Linked DNA regions of Homo sapiens: region 2 is linked to region 1. A link is a loop called in an ENCODE intact Hi-C map of the cell type or tissue named here. Cell type or tissue: heart right ventricle. All regions are shown on one strand.

What was found. A loop is a pair of places that touch in the nucleus more often than their neighbours do. Peaks named below come from ENCODE experiments on the same cell type or tissue, not always from the same donor. Only the 100,000 strongest peaks of a DNase experiment are listed, where the experiment ranks them.
Region 2: a loop joins it to region 1, with 2.0 times the contacts of the local background. A loop is called at or near these places in 3 of 110 quality-filtered maps.

Annotation. Positions count from the first base shown.
Region 1 is chr5:83,403,141-83,405,640 of GRCh38, reverse strand. No RefSeq gene overlaps it. Among named protein-coding and RNA genes, the nearest start is that of VCAN, 67 kb to the left of the region's middle. In heart right ventricle, no CTCF peak of the experiment used is centred here; a DNase peak (open chromatin) is centred at 1,110; H3K27ac peaks cover 1,616 bases.
Region 2 is chr5:83,093,690-83,096,189 of GRCh38, reverse strand. The region is part of intron 1 of XRCC4 (X-ray repair cross complementing 4); the gene reads right to left. Among named protein-coding and RNA genes, the nearest start is that of XRCC4, 17 kb to the right of the region's middle. In heart right ventricle, no CTCF peak of the experiment used is centred here; no DNase peak of the experiment used is centred here.

The sequences.
Region 1 (2,500 bases):
CGTGAAACTCGGAGAGTTAAAGAAACTTGCTCAAAATTATAAAGCTAATGATGGGTAGAGCTATAGCACTGCATGTAAGAAATGCTTCTCCGCAGTGAAGGTGGTTGAGAATGAGGCCGCAGGGTGGCTGATCAGAAGTCTTAATGTTGCTTTCCAATATTTTTTGAGCTGCACTATTTAGTTGCAGTTTTCAAATAGCTCCATGAAAAGCAGACAAAAAATTTTAAAAATGCAAAATGATTTCTTGCTGATTATTTTCTTTGGTGGAGGAGGACTGGATTATGATGGTGACTATACTAATATTAATGGATGTTATTGAGGACTTAACCATGAGACAAGCACTGCTGAAGCACATTTAATCCTCCCTACAACCTCAAGTATGGGATAGGTATTATTTTCTTCCTATTTTTCTACAAATGAAATAAATGTAGATAAAAAGCTAAATAATTTCCCCTAAGATCACACAACTATCAAACAAGAGGGCCAGGACTTAACCTCCATATAAGGTCAAAGCCCATGCTCTTACTGAGATATTTTACTGACAAAAATAAACAGCAAAGAAATGTTTACTTAATTTGGTGGATTTGTGATAAAAATTACACCCAACTCCTGATTATTCCATATAAATATATCTTCTCCAGTATAGCTCCAAGAATGATTTGTCAGTGGTTTCATGGCATAATATGTTATACCTATAATGAAAGCCTCTTGTGAAAGCATAAATATTTCCTGGTAGACAAAAAAATGCAAGGAATGGGGGTATACATGTTTCCTCACATATTTTGACTGAGATATAGATTCTCACTTCACTTTTTTTGTTTCATCTAATTGGTGAAAAGCAGTAATTTTGTTGATACTTCCTTAAGGTACCTATGACCTGTATAAAATGCTTACATTTCCTTACTGCTTGTACACATTCAGCCATAAAAACAAAATGGAGAACAATTTAAATTAAATTTCATCAGTTGTTCAAATACATGTCTCTGCTCACACCTTCATGATGAATAGTAGCAGACAAGCAACACAGCTAATAAGTTATTTTAATAGGATGATGTAGCAGTGTGTGAACTGCTAGCTCCTGGGAGCGTGAGTGACAGATTCCAGTTCTCATTACTGTGTAGATTAGTCTCAGAGAATTCATTAGTGCCCAGTGGGGCAGCTCTGTTGAGTGCTCTTAATTTGGAAAAAGAGACAGGAGGCCTATGTGCCCAAGAAACTCTAACGGCAGATATGGAGTTGAAGGCTTTTAGAGCAAGGGACTCTTCTGAGGAGATGGCAATTACTCACTGAGTTTTTCAGGTGACTGGTGACAGCTCTCTTCCCTTTAGTCTGTGTCAGTAGATATAATAGAAATAACAGAGGACTATTGGATTTCACCTCACCTACGAGGAGGCAGGTTTAATGCAGAATGTTTCAAAGTTACAGTATGTCCATATAAATTACAAATAACTTTTTGATTTTGTAGGATGGCAGTGAGCAGAAGTAGCATAGAGAAATGCAATTTATCAATAATCGTGATATCTTATTTTTAGACAATAGTTTTAACCCCTTCCACCAAACCACGAAGCAAGCTTGGTGTTGATTTATTTAAAATCTTATGTGTGCTATTTCTGCCACATCATAACAAACACAAACAGTGTTCTTATTTCTGGGCACTTAAAGGAACCAAAATAGCACTCTTCGTATACTATTAAAAAGCTTCCAAACTTTTTTGACTGAAGCCTGTAGTAAGAAAGATGGTTTACATACAACCAATACCCATATACATGTAGGTATTTATATAAGTGAAACTAAAGTTTTTGTACATATGATGCACTCTTATCTGCGTTATCCTATTTAAATATCTTCCTTTACTCTATTTTATTATGCTGTACTGTTTCTTTTTAGAAATGTTGGTATTTTTAAGATGTTGATTCTCTTTTAAAAAATTATTTAAAAATTGATTCACCAATTATCAAATAAGATCTACAGTTTGAAAAACTGCGTGAAAGAACCCTGTTTCAGAGCAAAAGCCTTTTCATATCAATTTTTGAGAGAATAATAATGTATTTATTGAGAGATTATTATATGCCCCAGGTGCTGTGCCACTGCTTTATGAAGCTTCTTATTGAATTTACTCTTCACAACAATGATGGAAGTAGATATTGTTATTTCTATTTCTTACATAAAGAAAGCCAAGCTCAGAGAGGTAAAGAAAGTTGCTCTAGTACACACAGCTAGAAAGTAGTAAAGTTACAATATTGGCACATAGTAGGCATGTAATAAACATTCATTGAATGAATTTATGAATCAATCAATATTTATTTATTTATTTATTCATTTATTTATTAGAGACATGATCTCACTCTGTTGTCCAGGCTGGATTGCAGTGGCCTGATCCTATCTCACTGATCTCACTGTAGCCTTGAACTCTTGGAATCAAGCAAACCTCCCACTTCATCCTCCAAAGTAGCTGGGACTACATGAACATTCTACCACACCTGGCTAGTTTTCAAAAGTT
Region 2 (2,500 bases), 310 kb after region 1:
AGCACTTCTGTCCGGCAGCCCTGGAAATATCCTGCCCATGTAGAGAACTGCTGGGAGACTCATATATCTGAGTCACCAAGGCAGGCTTGGTGACTCAGCCTCCATCCCACAGTAGATCCTGACAGGGCTCAGTCTCAGCTCCAACCCCTCCCTGCCACAGTAAGGGAACTATCCCACCTATGCAAAGAACTTCTGGGATTCGTGTAAGTCTGAACCACTGCAACGGGTGTGTCTGCCTCCATCCCACAGCAGATCCTGGAAGGGCTCAGTCTCAGCTCCAATCCTCTTGCTGGGAACTATCTTGCCTGGACAGGGAACTGCTGAAAGAAGCATCCATCTTAATAATACCGGAATAGGCTTGCCAGCTCCTGTCCCACAGCAGACTGTGAAGGGGCCCAGTCTCTGCTCCAGCCCCTCTCACTGCAATTTAAGAACTATCCTGCAAGTACAAAGATCTGCTAGGAGATTCATGATCTGTGCACTGGGACAGACTTGTTAGCCTCCAATCCACAGCAGATCCTGAAGGGCCTCTGCTTAGCTACAGCCTCTCTCTGCTGCAGTCCAGGAGTAATCCTGTCTAGGTAGAGAACTACCAGAAGACTAGCCAGTCTGAGCAACTGGGACAGGCTTGCCAGCCTCCACCATCCCACAACAGATCCTCAGCAGATTTTGACAACAGGCAGGCACTTGTTCTGACATAGGAGGGAGTTTAACCAGAGTGGTCCCTAGCCTCAAAGCCTACTTTCCTACCCCACTGATCATTTCTAATAAGCATTTCTATTGAACATAAAAATTGGTCCATCCACCCCAATCCACTTAACCTCAAGGACCCTCCTGCAACCCTGTCCAACTGCTGAACTCAAATAAAGGAATACACCCTGTGGCCAAGGCTGATCAGAGGAAATTTCTGTGTCCATTCAGCAGCTCGGCCTGATTGCAGAGCTCAGACGGTGGTCCTGTCAGATAAGAGAACCTATGTAGCTACCCCAAAAAAATTCAGAGCAAAGGTAGCAGGCCAGCTTTCTACAGAACCTAAAAGCAAGCTGTGTCTGCTAAGGGTTATTACTAGCTGGCCCCTCCAGAAGTATAGGCTAGAATAAATAGTAAAGTTCTATCCCTGCCAACGAACACCTGTAAAAGCTGGAAAAGGTGGTTGTCTCCACAAATGTGCAAACACCAACACAAGGACACAGGATTACAAAGACTCAGGAAATCATGACACCTCCAAAAGAAATGAATAAAACTCCAACAATGAATCCCAAAGAAAATGGAATCCATAAAATGGTAAAAAAAAAAAAAAAAAAAGATTTCAGAATAATCCTTATTAAAAAGTTAAATGGGCAGCACATGGTGGCTCACACCTGTAGTTCCAGCAACTCAGGAGGCTGAAGCAGGAGGATCCCTTGTGCCCAGGAATTCAAAGCTATGGTGAACTATGATTTTGTCACTGCACTCCAGTCTCCAGCCTGGGAGACAGAGTGAAACCTCAACTCTTTTGGGAAAAAAAAAAAGTTAACCACAAGAATATATAAATAGAAAATTAAATTTTGAAAATACATGAACAAAATGAAAAGTTTGACAAAGAAATAGAAACAATTAAAAAATGAATATCCAGGAGATGAAGAATACAACGACTAAACTGAAAAATGAAATAGGAAGCTTGAACAGCTGCCTTGAGGAAGCTGAAGAAAGAATCAGTGAGCTTCTAGATGGACATTTGAAATCAGTCAGAGGAGCAAAGAAAAAAAGAAAAAGAGGAAAGGAAAGAAGAGGGGAGGAGAGGGGAGAGGAGAAGAGGGGAGAGGAGGGGAAGAGAGGGGAGGGGAAAGGAGGGGAAGAGAGGGGAGCGGAGGGAAGGGGAGGAGAGGGGAGGGGAGGGAAGGGGAGGGAACGGGAAAGGAGGGGAGGGGAGCCTATGGGGATTATGGAGCACCATCAAGAGACCTAACCTATACATAATAGGAATTAAGAAGTAGAAAAACAAAGTAGGTAGATGCATATTTAAAGAAATAACAAATGAAAAGTTCCCTAATCAGAAGGAAGCCAACATCCAGGTACATGAAGAAAGGAGATCTCCAACCAAATTCAAACCAAAGAGGAGTTGACGATAACATGTAATTATCAAACTATCAAAAATTAAAGAGAAAGAAAAAATTCTGAAAACAGCAAAAGATAATAAAGAAATCACACATAAAAGGGTTCCAATAAAAATAACAATAAACTTCTTAGCAGAAACCCCAGACCAGGAGAGAGTGGGCTGATATATTCAAACTGCTCGGGGGATGGGGCGTAAAAAAATGCTGCCAACCAAGAAGACTTTACCCAGCAAAGATGTCTTTCAAAAATAAGAAGGAAATAAAAACTTTCCCAGACAAGCAAAACTTTTACAACATCCCATAAATTTTGGCATACCGTGTTTTCATTTTTGTTTGTCTAAAGATATTTTTTAATTTCCCTTTTAATTCCTCAATTGACCTATTGGTTGTTCAGGAGCATGTTG